Regions from separate parts of the Homo sapiens genome. Here region 2 is linked to region 1. A link is an interaction called in ENCODE POLR2A ChIA-PET data of the cell type or tissue named here. Cell type or tissue: PC-9. All regions are shown on one strand. Links, peaks and the distances in the headings refer to the core of each region. The heading gives the core; the rest is flanking DNA.

The links. ChIA-PET counts read pairs that join two places held together with the same protein. Peaks named below come from ENCODE experiments on the same cell type or tissue, not always from the same donor. Only the 100,000 strongest peaks of a DNase experiment are listed, where the experiment ranks them.
Region 2: POLR2A ChIA-PET joins it to region 1 with 12 read pairs; 2 of 35 experiments call an interaction of 5 or more read pairs at or near these places.

The regions. Positions count from the first base shown.
Region 1 is chr6:52,546,963-52,559,964 of GRCh38, forward strand. All of the region lies in intron 1 of TRAM2 (translocation associated membrane protein 2), which reads right to left. Among named protein-coding and RNA genes, the nearest start is that of TRAM2, 24 kb to the right of the region's middle. RefSeq lists an enhancer at 5,255-5,424. In PC-9, for the core only: no CTCF peak of the experiment used is centred there; a DNase peak (open chromatin) is centred at 4,659.
Region 2 is chr6:53,535,679-53,543,678 of GRCh38, forward strand. All of the region lies in intron 1 of GCLC (glutamate-cysteine ligase catalytic subunit), which reads right to left. Among named protein-coding and RNA genes, the nearest start is that of GCLC, 5.4 kb to the right of the region's middle. RefSeq lists an enhancer at 6,531-7,168. In PC-9, for the core only: no CTCF peak of the experiment used is centred there; no DNase peak of the experiment used is centred there; H3K4me3 peaks cover 4,736 bases; H3K27ac peaks cover 1,835 bases.

The DNA of each region.
Region 1 (13,002 bases), core at 667-8,666:
TGTGAAGTGTCCATCAGATTTGTAAACCAGAGGTCACTGGTAAATGCTGCCAAAGCTGGAGGAAAGGAGGGGCAGAGCTGGTGTGTATGGGTGAGCATGGAGTGGGAGTGTGGAGACAGAAGTGTGGACTGCTCGGTCTAGCAGCTCAACTCTGAAGGAAAGCAAAGAGCTCGGGAGCTAGAGAGGAGTGGACAGTCAGGGAGGTGCGGGAGAAGCTTAGACCACGTGTGGTGACAAGAAGGACCATGGAGAGAAATGTGGTTGGACATGCAGAAAAACAAGGGGGCCTAGAGAGGATGATCTCCTGGGAATTACACCAATCCAACGGGTATTTCTTCAGGAACTGAGATCCAGTGCTGCAGAGAGGGATGCCCAAGAGGGTGCACTGGGCCTGGGCAGCTTTTGTTAAGACCACGCCCTTTCTCAGTTCCCCAAGACCCCTGCTGCTTGTGCAGTTCGGACACCTTGTCTTGATACACACACCAGCTATGGAGAAGACGCTCAATAAACACCCCATGAATTAATGTACTTTCAGAGGAGCTAGAGGGGAGAGAGGCAAAAACAAAATGAACATCCTTCCTCCACTATATTCGCAAAGGGGCTGGGAAATTTTCTGCTATTTAATCAATTCTTTTGAACCGATGCTACACTGCCACTCTCAGCAGCTGTGACTTTACTTTCATTCATTTCTCTAGAGGGACAGGCAGGGCCACCTAGATGGATTTACAAGGGATGACTGTTCTGCACGTTCCCAGGGGGAGAACTGTCAGGGTGCCAAAGGGGTGGAGGGCCACGGGAGGCCTCCGGTCTCCTCTCAGCCTGTCAGCCTTTATTGCGTCGGCTGGACTGACAGAGTTCAGAATCAGAACCCACAGATATGCAGATAAGCACCTGGCCATGGGCCAGGATCCATATTCACACTCTACAGCCACAGTGACTGCTGCCATAACCATGGGGCAATTCCAGATCTGACAATGGCCACACAGGGTTTTCTAAACAGATATGTCATGGAAAGCATTAGAAGTATGGTGTGTTTGTGTGCTTATGTTCATGTGCACAAAGCTGGCTGGTAAGGCACTTTCACACCCTAGTAATATGTCTTTGTTTAGCACTGTCCCTACAAAACAAAATATAAACATTTTTAAAAATCAATTCTTCAATCACAAAATATTGAGCACATGCTCTGGGCAAGGCACAATGCTACTGGAGATGAAAGCAATTACGAGACCCGCTTCCTTCTCTCAAAGGCTCAGGACCAGAATCCAGAGTCAGGCTATACATCTATCTACTCCAACTCCATTATCACGAAGACGATAAAACCAACCACTCTTCTTTGAATATTTACTGCAAGCCAGGCAAGGTAAAGGCATTTTACACAATCACATCAAATAATCCTCAGCAACCCTGCAAGGAGCGACAATGACATCTAACGTGTGAGATCTTATGAAATGCCAGGCACTGTGCTAAACGCCAAACAGGATTACCTCATCTAACCTCCAACTCTATAAGGAACTGCTACATTACTACTATTCACTGAACTTCTATCACCTGCCAGGAACTGCTCTGAACACTTACAGAAATGATCTCACTTAATGCTCCCAGAGGCCCTAATGTGCAGAAAAGTGAGGCCCAAAAAGCTTAAGCAACACGCCCCAAGGCACACAGTTAATAAGCCCCAGAAGCGGGACTAGAATCCAAGATCCATCTGACCGTGACATCTGGACTGTTAATCACCATGCTACCTGAACGATGTGCCTAAGATCTAATGATCAAAATGAGACCTTGATGCATAAAGGGTTCATTTTAAGACAAGAGATGTCATAGATCAGGACAGCGTTAGGCAAAGGGCAAGTGGAAGCTCCTTTGCTTTCTCCAGGGCAAAGACCATGTCTTTATTTATCTCCATACCCACAGTGTTCTTGGCACAAAGGAGAGACCCAAAAAACATCTGTTAGTGCCCTGGGTTTGGAGATTTCTGGACCTTCTCTGAGAAGATTTCTGCGAGGCGGTGATTTGAGCCAGAAACATGTACAGAAAGTGGATAAAAGGGGGCAGGTGAGGGTTAGAACAGAATCATGATGGCACTGAGAAAGGACTGGAGAAGGCCTAGAGATACAATGGTTTAGCTTAGGATAGTCATAACGGCTTTACGGGGGCTGTCCACCGTGTGGTCCAACTTCAGATCTCAGCTGTGCCCATTTGTTTCAAATGAACTAGTCTAAAATGGAAGAAACGATATCTGGCCCTCAGACCCCTTAAAGCTTTCCTTCCCTTCCTTCCCTCCTTCCCTCCCTTCCCTCCTTCCCTCCCTCCCTCCCTTCCTTCCAAAAGCTGCCCAAAATCAACTGTCTGTCTCCTGAGTTCATCAGTGGGGATACCATCTATTCCAGCATGGTGCGCATTTCAAAGCTTTGCTTCCCACAATGATTCAAGCCAAGATAAAGAAATGATTGTCTCCCTCAAAGTATAAAGGAGGCAACATCGTAACATAAAATTTGAAAGTCTCTTCAGCCACAAAACTCTAAAAAACCATCTCATATTTCATAATTAAACAATTAAATTTCATCAGTTACCTAACAAATACGGGAGTCCAAGCTCCTGCATGTGAAACAGTCAAGAAAGCCATTTCCTGTTGGATACAGATACTCAAAGACTAGTAGTAATTAGACACGGTGATTAGAATTCCATTTATGCTGCACCAGAAACTCCTCTTGGTCCCTGAGGGCTAGGGTGCAAATCACTGGGGCAAGAGAAGGAAATGGGTTTAAGTGGTGCTTGAGTATTATCTGAACCAGCCAAAAGATGGAAGTGGAAGCATTTAATGCGCCATCACTTTAAGAAGCAATGGTGATTCTAAATCTCACCAGAAATCAGGGCAAGAGTAGCTTAAAGTTAGATGTGTTGCACTATTTGGCTTATTACAATCAGGAAACGTCTGTCCAAAAGTCCTATTCTCAGAGATGGTAGTATTTCAGGGACATCAGTTTAGCTTTGCCACCCTTTGATTGCCTGTTGTCATATATGAGGTAGGAGTCAAACAGAAGGCAGAATAGCATCTGTAAGTTCTACTGGGCTGCACAATGCTCCATCCTACCCTGTGTCCCAGAACAGACAGCTTCACCTTTATGGAGTACTTCAGTGGGCTTCCGATGGAATCTGCAGAACATGAGAGAGCATGAAAGGGGTATTCATCACCTGGCTCCTTTCCTGCTGGACAGTTCTGGCAGTCACTGCAACCCTCCACCAAAACTCCAGCCCCTCCCCTTCAACCACAGCTCTCAATGGTATTTCCTCTCTCCCTTCCTTCTTAGTTCTAGATCCATGCTATCCTCAGCCCCTTCAAGCTTAGGGATAGCTCCCCACGTTCGCAAGCCTTAGAATGCTTTACTGTTCCTTATCTGTTTCCCCTGAGCCAGTCCACGCCCTTGTTAATAGTGCCTACATAACCATTCCTCAATTACCCCACCTGTTTCCTGTTGGGACTCTGACTGATGGAGATATGCTACTCAAATAAAAGAATACTAACACCATATGATAATAATTAACCTCATCAACGTAACTGCTGGCAATGGGACACTATTTTTATTTTTTATTTTTATTTTTTTTGCGACAGGGTTTCACTCCCGTCATCCAGACTGGAGTGCAGTGGCAAGATCTTAGTTCACTGCAGCCTCTGCCTCCCAGGCTCACGTGATTCTCCTGCCTCAGCCTCCCGAATAGCTAGGATTACAGGAATGCACCACCACACCCGGCTAATTTTTGTACTTTTAGTAGAGATGGGGTTTCATCATGTTGGCCAGGCTGTTCTTGAACTCCTGGCCTCAAGAGATCCACCTGCCTTGGCCTCCCACCTGCCTTGGCCTCCCAAAGTGCTGGGATTACAGGAGTGTGCCACCATGCCCAACCGAATAGGACACTTTAAACCAGCAAAATTATCCTCCACACACATCCTGGTACTACCCCTCATGAAACGCATGGGAGGCAGACAAATCGCCACTCTTTATGGGCCATCTAATTTCCAAAGGACCAACAGTGTTGATAACCCACTTCAGAAATGGTTTTCTTTAGGCATGACACCCTGGGACTGGCTTCTCACAAACTCAGATCAAGATAAACCACTGTGGTGGACGAACAGTTTCCTGCCTGAGTTTTTCAAGGGGGCCTTTACTGAGGCAGGAGGAGGTGAATATAGGATTTTGAGGACACCACTGGCCTCAGGCTGCAGTGACAAATATGAGTCCTGGCTTCATGAACACTCGATCACATAGCTTTATTATTTTGGAAAAACATATCCGTTATGAATGGGGACTGGCTCTACACTAACCAATAATGTCTCCTAATTAATATCTGATCTGTTTCAGCCCGGAAGGCAAAGGATCTTTTACCTTTATGTGCTCAGAGTGCCACACAGGGTTGCTTGGATGTAGGGATTACGCTGCTAGTCCCTAGCCATTTACCTCCCTTTCACAAAGGGATTCTTTCTAACGTTTTCAGGATAGAGCAGCAACTGGAGTGAGGGTGGGCATGCAGGGGAGGGTGAATGAGGGAGGAGAGAAAGTCTGCAAACAAACGGGCCACTTATCTCCAGGAGTCTTTCTACCTTTTCCTACAGCTGAGTAGCTTGGGGGCAGGTTGTCTGCCAAGCTTCCCTGGCCCGTGTAAACACTCTGGCACCAGCTGGGGTTTGGAATCTGCTGAGTCTCTGCCAGCTGGCAACCTGGAGATGGGTCAGATTAAAGGAATGCATAATGAAGAAGTGGGTGGGAGACAGAGGCTGTATTTACACAGAGGGGGTCTGCAGGGGTCAGTACGGCGCTAGCCAAAGGGGCCTCTGGAAGTGGAAAAATAGGAAGGGAAGAGGAAGGGGTTTCAATGTGCCCAAGCACCATGCCCCACCCAACTGGCCCAAGACTGTTATGTTCATTTATTTTTTTCCTTTTAAAAACTGACTTCTTTGTCCCCTTCTCAGTCCCCCACAGCATCTCCCAAGCCAATTACACACAGCCCTTTGAAAGGTTTGCAGCTGGCCGCTCGAGAAGGCTCAGCGTGATCAGACAACACGGACACTTGATCTTCTGAGATCCCAATTTGGGAACGTTAACACGGAAACCCTAGCCACGTGCTGACAAGCAGGCCCTGGGCCACATTCTGCCCCAGACTGAGCCCTGGCAAGAGGAGAGGGCACAGATAGCCAGCAGTCTCAGGCAGCCATCCTGGCTTCCAGCCTTAAAGAGAGCGAGATTCCAGGCTCCTCCCCCATGCAAAGCCCAGGGGGCACGGATGCAGAGAGGACAGCCCTGGGACAGGACCAACAGGCTCCCCAGCCCTTTCACTACCCCGAGGAGGCAACGAAGACAAGAACAGACTGAAATCTGTTGGGTACTTGGTGGCCACACCTGCTAGGAAGGCCACCTGCAGCTCTACTGAAGCCCATGCAAATAGGTAAAGCTCAAATGGCTGTACATATATTACTAAGAGGAAGCAGAAGGGAGAAAAGTGCAGTGAGGAGGCAAGAGACCTGTTCCCTGACAGCTCAGCCACAAACCCGACGGGCTGCTTCCAGCTGCTCCCATCCACCTCACTGGGCCTCAGAGTTCTCATGTTTTAAGGGTGTTCTCTGAAGTCCCTTTGTATCCACGGATTCTTCCCCATGCTTCTGTGACACGGCTTCACTTCCAGGCTCCCAGTGCAAGCCTCAGCTCTTCTTGCTTTCTTGGAAATCTCTGCTGTAGCAGCCACTTCTATTCCGGCGACACTCAGATCTACTTTTCCTGCTGAAATCTTTCTCCCCAGGATGGGAGGTGGGAGGCTGCATCTTTACCTACATAGTGCATGATTAACTCCCGTTCAACATGCCAAACCTGGTGCCCAGGAGAAAGCTCTATACTTGCCTATGTCCCAGGCTGCAGTCAAAGACTCCCCACCTTTCCTTATAGCCCCTTGTTGGCTTTTTCCTTTACTATTTTATTAAATCCATCATTTCTACTCCCAATGCTGCTAAGAGCTTCATATTCTCATTTGCCACCAGCCTGTAGGAGAGACTTCTAACTGGATCCTCAGCCTCAAGACTCAAAACCCCTTCCTCCCCTCCCACTATCCATAGCTAGAATAGCCAGGCATATACACACAAACATACACGCACACACCACAGCCCCTCCATTGCCTTCTGCTGCTTAAAGGATAATGTCTAACTCTTTAATCTGGCATTCCTAATCCTCCCTGCCTCTCCACATTTGATTATCACAACTTTCCAAACTAATATGATAGTCCTGGATGTCCTAAAGGATATATTAAGGATATTATTCCATTAAATACTCTCCAAGATCAACAAATGTATTTGGTAGAGAAATATGTAACTCATTAATACTATATGAAGGCTCTGACAAGTCCTGCAATAAAGAAACAGTAAAGAAACAGCCTAGCATTTCCCAGGGCAATCTGGCCCAGGAACCCTTGTGTAGCAGCATGTGTAGTAGCCGCTTTCTTTGATTCTCTGAATGTCCTTTCTTGCCTGCACTCCAGCCATCTGCTCTGCCTTCCATTTGTTCATCTGCCTTGGCTTTCCTTTGAGAGCCTGCTCCAGCCTCACCTCCTCCTTCCTCCTCCCCATTCTACCATCACTCCTCTTGGCTGCTTCCTCCTCACACCTGAAGCACTCACTGCCTGTACCTCTTTGTTGAGAGATAGTAGAGCACAATAGTTAAGAGCCCAGATTTTGGATTCAGAAAGACCTGTGTCAAAATCCCAATTCTGCCCTCACTAACTCTGAAATGGAGTTGTTCAGTTGCTTGGTGTAGACAGAGATAGAATCCATAAAGAGGACTATGGAGGGGACTAGTGGGATTAGAAGGTCAAATGTAGCACAAGGCCTAGCACATCACAGGTATTCAATAAATAACAATTAGTCATTCTTCCTCTTGTTTTTTATCATTGCTTTGTCATTTATCATTTTCTGGGTTCTCCTGCCCCTACCCTTTGCATAAATCAAGCTTAACAAATACGTGCTGATAAGCCACCAGCAGCAACAGCTCCATCTTCCATGGGACAGCAGGAAGACACCCCAACCTGCCAGCCCTGAGCACACCATCCGCCCCAGCACACCATCTGCCCCAGCCTACCAGCCCTGAGCAAGAGGCTCTCCCAGGCAATCAAGTCCTAGAACTTCACAGAACCCCTCAATGTTACCACCCAGCCCTGTCCCCACCGCCTGTTTGCTTACTGCACCCCTGGGAAGGGATGCGGAGGCAGGGCATCCCACTTTGGTTTTGAAAACCAAAGTGGGCCAGGCGCGGTGACTCCCACCTCTAATCCCAGCACTTTGGGAAGTAGAGGCAGATGGATCACCTGAGGTCAGGAGTTCGAGACCAGCCTGGCCAACATGGTGAAAACCTGTCTCTACTAAAAATACAAAATTAGGCGTGGTGGTGCGTGTCTGTAATCCCAGCTACTCGGGTGGCTGAGGCAAGAGAATCGCTTGAATCCAGGAGGCAGAGGTTGCAGTGAGCAGATATCATGTCACTGCACTCCAGCCTGGGCAACAGAGTGAGACCCCATCTCAAAAAAAAAAAAAAAAAAAGAAAGAAAGAAAACCAAAGTGAACAGATCTCACCCAAACCCAAAAGCTGACTGGGTAACTTATTTCCACAGCCTCTCAATGGGGCAGCAATGGGCTACTGTGTTGGGGTTTAAATTTTTCAAATTTTCACCATTTCAACAACCATTTCACCAAAGGCCATTTCATCCATGTGCCTTGTGTAGTTAATGTCTAGAAGTAAGAAGTTACATTTCCACTTAGAGTCAATCCTTTTTTTTTTTTTTTTTTAACAGAGGGTCTTGCTCTGTGGGCCAGGCTGGAGTGCAGTGGGGTGCAACCACAGCTCACCACAGCCTCAACCTCCCAGCCTCAAATGATCCTCCTACCTCAGCCTCTTCAGTAGCTGAGGTACACGCCACCATGCCGAGGCTGGTCTCGAACTCCTGGCCTCAAGGGATCCTCCTGCCTCAGCCTCCCGAAGTGCTGAGATAACAAGTGTGAGCCACTGTGCCTGGCCAACTTCTAGTCAATCCTGACTTGAGTTTTTCTTGATGCTTTTGTATCCTTCTCTGACTGGTCTAATACCCTCACTTTCACCTTCTGAGTCACTGTTCAAAAGGCTTCTGAAAAGTAACACTTTGATTTATGTTAGATGGGAATGGTATCTGTAAGATCCAGGGTGCGGGCTTCTCTTTCCAGCATCCCTTGGCTGTCAAGCCCCCTCCTCCTGCCCTCTTCGCTCTCCCACTTCCACCCCCACCCTCCACCTGTGCCCTGGCTTCTACCCCCAACCCACCACCTCTCCCCCAGCAGCAGGCTTATCACTAATCCAAACTTTCTATTTTTCCATTCCCAAAACAAAACCACTTTAACATTGCCTTTTTCTGATCATCAAAATAATATGCATTTCATTAAAACAAATATATATATATGAATAGACAGATATAAGCGTGGAGAAAAAAAGTAAAATTACTTGAAATCCTACGACAGAGAAAAACACTGGTGCTATTTTGATGATCATCCTTACAGGTATTTTTCTATAAAAATAAAACACATCCAAACGTTTACAGAAAAAGGCCCACACCAATATGGTATTCTGTAAGCTGCTTTTAAAAAAACCATAACCATATGTTTTGGACATCATTCTATGACACTGCATACAGATTTATGTCACCATTTTAAATTGATCTAACCAATCCCTTACTGGTAGGCATTTAGGACAACCTCATCTTTAAAAAATGCTAACATCTCAAAATATTTGGATATACTATTGAGTGGGAAAAAAATCAGAATTCAGCCTGTGCATTCTTATTACAACCATAAAAAATCATAGTGTCCAGGCACAAAAACAGAGTAAAAATTAAGTCAATTTTTTAAAGTGGAAGAGCTATAGGAGATCTGCTTATAAAAGTGGTATTTACACAGAAAAGAAAGTCCTTCAACAAAAACAACATGTAAAACGCAAAATCTCTGTTATTTTTAAACATGTTATGATGGTTAGGTCACGCCTCAGTATAAAATATTTCAAGCAGCTGATCTCCATTTAATTTAACCTCATAGTTTTCTTCCCAGTGGGAGAGGGAGACAGCACTAAGCAGTGCTGAAGCCATATGATCTTTGAGAAGGGACAAGGTGAGGGGTAATTCTGGAGCTTGTGGCTCTTGGGGGAGGGCATTCATGGGCAGAGCCGGGGGCTGGGGGCTCAGGCACGCAGGGAGAAGTGGGGCTCAGAGGTCACCGAGAAGCCCTCCGCAAACCCACTCAATCTGTACTTTTTGTTTTGTTTGGCTTTTTTTTTTTTTGAGACAAAGTCTTGCTGTCTCGCCCAGACTGGAGTGCAGTGGCACAATCTCAGCTCACTGAAACCTACACCTCCCGGGTTCAAGTGATTCTCCTGTCTCAGCCTCCCAAGTAGCTGGAAGTACAGGCATGTGCCACAACACCCAGCTAATTTGTTGTATTTTTAGTAGAGATGGGGTTTCACCATGTTGGCCAGCCTGGTCTCAAACCCCTGACCTCAAGTGATCCACTCGCCTTGCCCCCACAGAGTGTTGGGATTACAGGCATAAGTCACTGTGCCTGGCCCAATCTGTAAATTTCTTAACAGTCTTCGTGGGTCAGGCAGCAATGTTTGAGTGTAAAAGGTATAGGCCAGGCACAGTGGCTCATGCCTGTAATCCCAGCTCTTTGGGAGGCTAAGACAGGCAGATCACTTGAGGTCAGGAGTTTGAGACCGGCCTGGCCAACATGGCAAAACCCCATCTCTACTAAAAATACAAAAATTAGCTGGGTGTGATGGTGCATGCCTGTAGTCCCAGCTACTCGGGAGGCCGAGGCAGGGGAATTGCTTGAACCCAGGAGGCGGAGGTTGCAGTGAGCCAATATCGTGCCACTGCACTTCAGCCTGGATGACAGAGTGAGACTCCATCTCAAAAAAAAAAAAAAAAATCATTTTGGGAGGCCGAGGTGGGCAGATCACCTGAGGTCAGGAGTTCGAGACCACCCTGGCCAACATGGCAAAACCCTGTCTCTACTAAAAATACAAAAGTTAGCCAGTGTGGTGGCGGGCACCTGTAATCCCAACTACTTAGGAGGCTGAGGCAGGAGAATCGCATGGGCCTGGGAGGCGGAGGCTGCAGTGAGCCAAGATCACACCGTTGCACTCCAGCCTGGGAGACAAAGCAAAACTCTGTCTCAAAAAAAAAAGATATGTCTGGTGAGGAACGGATGCACCAGGATGTACAGACTGTACATAACCTATAATATGAAAATTAGAGGCACATAAAATGGCTGCTTAATGACAGAGACAATACTCATGGAATTAATTAATTAATATTCAGGTACTCTGAACAAATACATTGAGTCCTTACTGTATATCAGGTTCTATAAGGATGCCATGCATGCATTATTCACTTATTTGGTCCTTTCAAAAACTCACTGAAGTAGGTACAAGAATTTTCAACCCCATTTTACTGACAAGGAAACGGCCACAGTTAAGTAACTTCATCATGTTATCTAGTTAAGTACAGGAGTCGGTAAAGAATCAGACAATCTAAATCAAAGCCTGCACTCACCACGCATGCATAACACCGTATTTATAAGCCCCATGTGACATGGCAATGAGAAATGGAGAATCAGGGTGTATGTCCTGATAAGGCAACTGAGCCTCAAATCTGCAGCCTATTTTTCCAGGGAAGAAGAGCCTGTGAGTTAATCATCATAATAAACCTTTTCCAAAAGGAGCTCTATATACTATATAAGAATGCCCTATCTTTCACTTTCAAGAGGTCTCCATGGAAATGAACAAAATCAAATGTGACCTGGAGCCAGTTCTCTGCAATCTGTTTAGTTTTACACATACCCCTAATCTGGGACTTCGGCCACGTCACCATGGCCATTTTTTAGACACAAAATGAAGAAAAGGCACTTAGGAGTAATCACAGAAGTCACTCCTAGAGGAAGCTGAGCTTGCAAGCTGAAGGACAGTATATTTAGCTTAAATATGATGACTGGAAAGTCTAGGATACTATATTTGGGCAAACTGTTGATTTGGGGTTTGGTGAAGTTCTGGTTTTGGCAGCAGCGCCCTTCTCCTGCCCTACCCCCACCTCAGGCCACGTGGGCTCAGCTATAGAGCACAGCTCTCGCACAAGCAAAACCTGCAGACTTGGCCTCCCCGGGGTTCTGGGGAGCAGAGAAATTCCTTCAGGGATTGACAGGGTGAGAAACTACTTGCAATCAGCAAGTAGCCAAACCGGATGCCAGAAGAGAAGGAGCCCGGGAGCACCAGGTGGGAGCAGGCCCAAAAGCCCCCCACGTCCAGTCCCATAAGGAGTACCTCACCACTCTGGCCATCCTGAACTGTAACCACTGGTTTTCCTATCTGTCTTCCCCATTAGACTGAGCAGGGAGTGTATCTTGATAATCTCAGAGCAGCTGCTCAATAACTGTGGAATGAACTGAAGAGTTCTGGAGATTGGTTGCACAATGTGGATGTGCTTAACACTACTTAACGGCACACTTAAAAATGGTTAAGATGGCAGATTTAATGTTACATGTATTTTACATAATTTTTAAGAAAACACAATAGTGACACTATTACAGCAAACAAAAGGTAATAGCACTTGGATCCTTCTAACACTCACTGTATGAAATCTGGTAGCGTGTAGGTGGAGTAATTTGAGTTTAGGAAGTATGGGAGGGTTAATTAGGTGACCTCCCATACACCCTGTTAATGGTGAATCATGATTTGCTGCAACAAAAAGTCACAGAGCAATGGCAAATACGATCCCTCTATTAGGCTTTTCCATGTGTCCTAAAGAAGGAAGATTCAGAAAAATGTGTCAGTGGCTAGAGATGTGGCCCCAAACCCAACCACGAAATCACACACCATTAATTCCAACAAATATTTTTCCTCACACCCTTCTAGCCTCAGACCTTGGAGCTGGCACTCTTATTTATTAACAGAGAGAGAGAGAAATGGAAAGCTGTTCAAGAACCTGTGCCTTCCTTATAGGACAAGAAGATGGCATTTCACAAAGTGGGATCTGTGGAATGTTACTATACACTACTTGGAAAGAGATGATCACAGACTTGAGAAATGGTGGATGGTACTTTAGTAAGTTTATATGCTCTGTGAATCTCCAAGAAAGGGGGCATGGTAGAAAGAGTTCTGCACACTTCTCTGGCCCAGAACCCCCAGCCCCCACTGTCATCCCCAGGGGTTTCAACAGCTTGGACTCCACATCAGGAAAGATCAGTGTAACAGACGCGACGGATTACTTGGAATATCCTGAGTTCAGATCCTGGCTCACCAATTTACTAGCTGTATCATCTAGGGCGAGTGACTTGAATTATCTTGGCCTCCATCTCCTTCTCTTTAAAATAGAGTAAAGGACTCAGGCTGTGAAGTCAGACACACGGACCTTGAATTGTGGCTCTGGCATTGATGAGCAACGAGAGTCCTTAGTCTTTCTAAACTTCAGTTCACTCATCTGTAAAAAGGGAGGCACCACAGTATCTGCCACACAGGCTGATTGTGGGGGCTGAATGACAGAATACAGGTAGAGTGCTTTTTACAAGACTGAGCACAAAGCAGGTAGTAAATACAGAAGACACGCTTGTTATCTTTGATTCTATAAACTGTGAAGTGCTCTATAAATGCTACCTATTCTTTAAGGCCCAAGTCAAGTCCCATTCTTCATGAAGATTCCCTGATTGCTAGAACCTAAACACTCTCTCACCTCTGGGCTTACCCCATTTTTAAACTATGTTCACAACAAATGTATCTGCACTGAATCATATGCCAATATGTGGTATTATATCCTACATTACTATCTAGTGGTTCAGACATAATTCTTATCTCAAGTTTTTTTTTCCCCCAAAACAGAATTGTGGGAAGTTAACTGAATTTAAAAGCAATACACACCTACTGTAAGAAAATTTTAACAAAGAAACATATAGGCCGG
Region 2 (8,000 bases), core at 1-8,000, 990 kb after region 1:
AAGATACACACATGACAAATCGGCACATAAAAAGATACTCAACATCACTGATCTTCAGGAAAATGCAATTTAAAAATACAACAACGTACCACCACACTCCTATTAGAGTAGCTAAAATTAAAGAGACTGCCCATACCGGTGTTAACAAGAATGTGGATGAACTGAACTGGCATACTCTGCTAGTGAGAATGCAAAATGGTATAACCACCCTGGAAAAGTTTGGTATTATAGTTTCCTTAAAAAGTTAACAACACGCTACTCCTAGGGTAATAAGATGAAGAAAAGCATTAGTCCATACATACAAACTTGTATGTTAATGTTCATATAATTTTTTTATAATAGTGAAAAACTGAATGCAACACAAATGGTGAATGTATAAACAAACTGGTATAACCATGGAATGAAATATTACTCAGCGACGAAAAGGAATGAACTACTGACACATGTAACAACATGGATGGATCTCAAAATATTTATGTAGACTCTAAGAAGGCAGACCAAAAGAGGATATGCTGGATGATTTCCTAGGTATATGAAACTAGATATCAAATGCAAACTATGATTTCTTAAATATGAAAATCTAGAAAATGCAAACTACAGAAAGCAAATCAGCTGCATGGGATGGCCAGAGGAAGAAATTACCAAAGGGGCATGATGACATTTTTGGAGATAATGAATATACTTATTATCAGAGGTGATTTTATGATGTATACATATATCAAAACTTACCAAATTGTACATTTTAAATATGTGCAGTTAACTTTATGTTAATTATAACTCAATAAAGCTGTTAAAATGTTTTTTTAAAAACACCTGATTATATCATGAAATGTAGAAACAGAGTACTAATTAGCAAGCTCGTTAGGATATGGTCTTTCCAGTAATACCAGCAATATCAGTAATGCTTCATATACAGTTTTCTAACTTTAAGAATATATTCAGATGCCTTGACAGTATGTAAAAATGTTCAGAAACATAAATAGTGATGTTAGAGGCTCAATTAATATTGTGACATCTTTTCTGAACATACAGAGTCTTACTGAATGTTACTCAGGTTTATGCTTCAAAATGAAACTACAGACAGTACCAATCAATGAGTACATCTGCTAATACCATACTTCTAGACAGTAGGGTCTTAACATGGAGGAATTCAACCATGATATGGTAGGTCACAGTAACTGATAAGTCTTAAAAGATTTTTTCTGTAGGAGATAGGTATAGAAGACTAATACACTTTTTTTCGATTCTACTTTTCTCATGCTTTTAAAGTACAACATAACCTCTACTTTTTGAGAACTAGACAAAGACTTCTACAAGCTGGCTAAACCTATTCACTGCATTTACAACACTAAACTGCACAATAACCTTCACATACTATCCAATGGTATTTCTCACCTTTCCTCCTTTGTTACACTGTTCTTTTGACCATAATGCCTTCCTTTCTCCCCTTCATCTAATTAATGACCACACACTCTTTAAGGCAGTTTCTCAAAGGTGGTGTCTGAAGGAAAACCAGAATCAACTGAAGTGCTCTCCCCCTCTCTCTCTAGCATACACGCATGCACACACGTGCAAAGGGCACAAGGGAACTTCTGGGGGTGGGTAGGGGTTAACGGACAATAAATGCTGTTGAATCAATGTCCAGTGACAGCTAAAAAAGATAGAGAGATGCGACAACTTTGCTTTTTGTGTTACAGAATACGCTATGACCTATAGAAGGAACCTGAATCTTTGTAATGCCTATTAAGAAATAATTAATTTGTGCTCTATATCTTATTTTAAGAAGCCTAGCCTGAGCCTGTGTCAATGCGTTTTTGAAGCGCAACTTAGAAATACGATCTAAACAGCTTGAGCCTGGGAGGCTGCGGCTGCAGCACACTGTGATGGTGTCACTGCACTCTAGCCTGGGTGACAGAGCAAGAAAGACCCTGTCTCAAAATAAATAAATAAATAAATAAATACATAAATACATAATATTAAAAAAAAGAAAAGAAATACAATAAAAAATTACTGTTAATGGAATATAATTGTATCTGAACAAGCAAGTTTCAGTTAACTGTAAAAAAAAACCAAAAAACCCTACATATGTGGAATGTTTCATTCCTCAATGACCACAGCTATTTAAATAAGATATACTGGATGTTTTAAATTTTCTAAGTAAATGGTTTAGGCTATTTGTGAGATTTTACTTAACAGGCTAGGCACCTGCAAACCACCTCACTAATATTACCCCATTTAATCTCAATAACCCTGCAAGGAAGGTAGTATTGTCCTCATTTAATAGATGACAAAATTGAAGTTGGGAGAGTAAGCAACTTGCCCAAAGCTATAGAGAACCTTCAATTTGACTCAAATAATTGTGTTTTTGTCCATTCTAAATTTATCACTCAAGACTGTATTTTTAAATAGGATCATACACTTATTCATTAATAAGCTAGGCATTTTCTTTTTTCTTTCCTTTTTTTTTTTTTTTTTTTTTTTTTTTAAAGAGATGGGGTCCCACTTGGTCATCCAGGCCAAAGTGCAGTAGTGGCATGATCCCAGCTCACTGCAGCCATGAACTCCTGGGCTCCAGTGATCCTTCCACCTCAGCCTCCCAAGTAGCTGGGATTACAGGCACAAGCCACCATGCCTGGCAAGCTATGCATTTTCTTTTTTTTTTTTTTGAGATGCAGTCTCGCTCTGCCGCCCAGGCTGGAGTGCAGTGGCGCGATCTAGGCTCACTGCAAGATCCGCCTCCCGGGTTCACGCCATTCTCCTGCCTCAGCCTCCCGAGTAGCTGGGACTACAGGTGCTCGCCACCACACCTGGCTAATTTTTTCTTTTGTATTTTTAGTAGAGACAAGGTTTCACCATGTTAGCCAAGATGGTCTTGATCTCCTGACCTTGTGATCTGCCTGCCTCGGCCTCCCAGCTATGCATTTTCTAAATAGTCACTTCAGCATTCTGAACCTAGCATAGGCAAATTGGAAGTTCAAACTCAATGGATGATATATCAGCCCTTAATAAATCTCATCTCTGTTTTACACATAAGAACATGCTCATAAAGATTAAAGATACATTGCATTTTCCTCTCAAAGTTCACATGGACTTTTCTGCTAACTAGAGGACAATTTACCTTCTTGCCTTCAAGAGCCACTGCACTGGGTTACAAACTTAGAAGTAAAAGTTTAGTTTTAAATGTTGTTTTCTGACCCTCTACAACCTATACAGTTTGAAATCTGTAAAAAGAAATTCAATGAAATTTATGATTGTAAATAACCCAAAACCTGGTATAATGTTTAAGGACTGGACCTGGAGTCAGACAGATTTCAATGCTGATGATATGTCTGCCACTAAGTAGCTGAAAAGGTCTGGCAGGCAGCTAACACTGGAGTCATCAGAAAAAATCAAGTCATATTTGTTACATTTACATCATAGATTTCCCAGATCTGTCTTTTAATGTGCATATCTAAGTTACAAACAAAACCCATATCTGAAAAGCTGCATGTGAACTGTGCAGAAGGGCTTACTTGTTTGTATTCTCAGCAGGCAACAGGGCACCCAGGAATATCCCCCTTACCTCTCCTCATCCTGGGGCAAAATAGGTATCTCCCTGGAACCTAAGAGTTGGAACTTCTGTTTCCCACAGAAGCAGCACAGTAAATGGTGGCTAGAGTTAGGACCTGTCATATTAAAGGTGAAACAGGCATCTGTAGGCTGATCTTGGAGCTTCTCACAGGAAAATACCTGAGTTCCAAAAAGCCAGCATACACGCACCTCTGTAAGACAATCCACTTCAGCCTTGGATGAGAACACAAACTGAACCCCAAATCCAAGGTTCTTTCTGGTGTGAAGAGACAAACACTATCCTAGTAAGTAGAGCTGAGCATTTCTAAAGTGGCAGCCTCTCCTTCCAACCATACCTATGGCGCGTTTTAAGTTCATTTTTGTCTTTTTTTTAATCCAAGTCCATGGCTCTATAAGTGCAACAGTAAGCAAAAAAAGCAGCATTTTGATATGATGCCCATAAAGCCCAACATATCACATCCAAAACACCACTTTCTGTCCTGCGGGCCATTCTTCATCTCCACGTGGCACACCATCCACCACACCCACTTTTATCTACCACACACACTTTTATCTGCGCAGCCTGTTTCTCAGTTATTTCTCAAGGCTTCTGCACACAAACAAGCTCTCTTGCATCTGAGCCACTAGGCTTCTGACCTGTCTTCACACTTCTATTCAGAATGTGTACCAGTGAGCTCCTACTATGTGCAAAGATTAGTGCTAACCTGTTCTTTTTCACGAGGCTCACCTCATTGAATAAATAAATCTGAGACTGTGGCCTTCAAACTCTTCAACTGTGAACCATAGTAAGAAATAATTTACATGCAATCCAATGCACAAGCCTACCCTTCACACACCTCCTCAGAAGATAACTCAGAAGTTTTACATAATATTCTTACTATGGTATGATAAATTAATATTCTTCACCCTATTCCATTTAATATTTTAAAAAGTCCTGTTGGCAAAGAGATATTAGCACTCCAATGTTCATCGAAGTTATTCACAATAGCCAAGATGTAGAGACAACTAAACGTTCACTGACAGAAGAATGAAGAAAATGTGGTACATACAAGCAATGGAATATTATTCAGCCTCAAAAAAGAAAAAAAAAAAGAAAATCCTACAGTATGGGACAATTTAGATGACCCTTGAGGACATTATGTTAAGTGAAATACATCGGTCACAGAAGGACAAATACTGCTTAATTCTACTTATATCAAGTACTAAAGTAGTCAAACTCATAGAATCAGAAAGCAGAATTGTTGCCAGGAGCTAGGTGGAGGGGAAAATTGAGGAACTGCTAATCGGTGAGCATGGTTTCAATTATGCAAGATAAACTAGTTCTAGAGATCTGTAAAACATTGCCCCTGTAGTTAACAATACTATATTTGTGCACTTAAAAATCTGTTAAGGAGGTAGAGCTCATGTTAAGTGTCTTGCCACACACACACACACACACACACACACACACACACACAAAAGTCCTGGTTGGAATCTTCTAAATGTATGTCAACCCACTACTGAATCATGACCTGCAGTCTGAAAAATAATGCTCTTACAAAAGGGTGATTAGATTCACATGATGATGCCGCTAGAGGAATGGTTACAGGCATCAGCAAATACTTAGGCATGATGAGACCCTCCCATCCTCACCCCACAAAAAAAAGTCACACCTTCTCTCTGCATATAAGAGATGTAGAGAGGTGGCCAGGCACACTGGCTCATGCCTGTAATCCCAGCACTTTGGGAGGCCAAGGCAGGTGGATCACCTGAGGTCAGGAGTTCGAGACCAGCCTGGCCAACATGGTGAAACCCCGATTCTACTAAAAATACAAAAATTAGCCGGGCATGGTGTTGGGTGCCTTATAATCCTAGCTACTCAGGAGGCTGAGGCAGGAGAATCACTTGAACTCTGGGAGGCGGAGGTTGCGGTGAGCCGAGATCACGTCATGCACTCCAGCCTGGGTGACAAGAGCGAGACTCCGTCTCAAAAAAAAGAAAAAAAGAAATGTAGAGAGGTACCACAATGGAGAATTAGTATCTGCATCCCAGATCAAGGGCGGGAGGTAGAACAAGCGCGGGGGAGACCAAGGTTTCACTGAAGTGCCATGGCAGGAGGAAAAAGTAGAGTGGGGCTTCTTTTTCTTTAATCACCTAGGCAGTCTTCACAATCTTAATTCTTTCCTTTGTGTCGGGCAACTGTCAACACTTCAGGGCAGGAATGTTATTCTTCTCAAAAATTCTATACTCCACCCAGAGACATAACTGAAGCAAATTTAAAATAATAAAAAATGAGCAGCGGGTTATGCTTTTCTTCTAAGATGAGTTTTCCACCTCAGTTTGTTTACTCCCCACTCCAAAAGACATTAATATGTTAGTAGGGTGGGGGGGCGGTGGGGGAACAAAGGAACTTGTGGAAAACAAAATAGTCTAGGGAAACAGAAAGGATAGATCATAAAACAGTAAAATGCTGGTAAAAGCAGCATTTCAAATGAGGTTTAAAAAATCAATTTATAGCTTTGTATTTAATTTATGACAGAGTATTTGGAACAAGAAATGTGAAGGTATAGTCTTAACAGTCACTAAAGAAAGTTTTCAGTGAACATCATTTACACATTTTAAGGTAAGAGCAGTGTTATCAAATCTTTTTTTGGGGTAGGGGGCTAGGGTCTCACTGTCACCCAGACTAGAGTGCAGTTGAACAATCACGGCTCACTGCAGCCTCAAACTCCCAGGCTTAAGCGATCCTTCTATCTCAGCCTCCCGAGTAGTTGGGGCCACAGGCACATGCCACTAATTTTTTATTTTTGGTAGAGATGGGGTCTCGCTATATTGCCCAGGCTGGCCTTCAACTCCTGGGCTCAAGCAATCCTCCTGCCTGGGCCTTCCAAAGTGTTGGGATTACGGGCCACCACGCCCAGCCATTATTAGAGTCTTAATACAATACCAAAGTCTAATTCTCCACAGATCTGCTCAGCGTAATTTTTTCAAGAAGTGTTATGACCTGGCTGAAATGCTGGGTCCAATTTTCTCTCCTTTATAGATGCATAATACAAGTTTGCATTATGGCCACTCTTTTCCAAGCCCCTTGATCTTTTGGAGTGGGAAGGAGGTAAACCTATTGCAAATCTCTCCATGAAAGCCTGTTAAAGCAGAGACACGTACTTCAAGGCTCTACTCTTCAGCTCTTCCCACTTCAATTTACCCAACAACTACAAAAGTTACTTAAAATAGGTAGTTCTAAATGCTCTTCCTGCCAACAGGAGAGGCCTTTTTTAAAAGGGTAAGATTAAGGATTCCTGGAGTGTCTTGCAGGAATACACCAAATGGGACAAAGATGGATAAGGGGTGGTGGGGGGTGGGGTGTTGTCTCCAGAAGGAGTTGCTGAGCTCCAACTGTGCTGCAAATTTCCTGTTGATGTAGTTCTACCTGGGACAATGACTACCAAAGACTTGAACTGCCTGTCTTTGTAGAGAGACCTAGTTAAATGTCAAAAGCAGCACAGGGCCCGGCACATTGGCTCATGCCTGTAATCCCAGCACTTTGGGAAGCCGAGGCGGGTGAAAAGTCAGGAGTTTGAGATCACCCTGACCAACATGGTGAAACCCTATCTCTACTAAAAATACAAAAATTAGCTGGGCGTGGTGGCAGGCACCTGTAATCCCAGCTACTCAGGAGGCTGAGGCAGGAGAATTGCTTGAACCCGGGAGGCTGAGGTTGCAGTGAGCCGAGATCACACCATTGCACTCCAGCCTGGGCGACAGAGCAAGATTCTGTCTCAAAAAAAAAGAGCAGCACAAAAAAATGTCAAACTTTGAACTGCTCTACAATGACTAGTTACCATACAGTGGGAACTTGAAATAGTAGTTCATTCACTCATTCATGCCACAAGGACCTGATGCCAACTACACCAGGCACAAGGCTGGGCTCTAGGAAAACAGAGGTGAACAAGCATAATGTCCCTGCCCAATTTCGTCTTACATTTTCCTGTGACACACAATACAAAAATGAATATACAAAATGGCAGATGCTGTAAAGAAACTATGAACTTTACAGTAAAACTGAAGAATCATCACCAAAACACATGCTGTGCTTTTTCTGTTCAAAGAAGTGTGACAAACCACTTTTTGTAGAAATGTGAATTACTAGTCATCATACTTTCCTAATTTAAAACAGCACAATTTCTTCAGCTGTAGGAGGTAGAATCCCAATCTTAGAAAAAAAAAAAAAACTAACTTTTTGAAAGGAGATATTCTGCACTGGTGTAACAGCACGTCAGCACTTAGGCCAAGATTGATAACAACACTGGCCAAAAGATAAACAATTTACACAGGTGGCAAGCCATCTAAGGCAAAAGCTAAAAACAAAAACAGAGATGGACTTCTCAAGAAGTCATTTAATGTGTACTGCATACACACGTAATTTTCAAAAACAGAAAGGGAAGGCACAA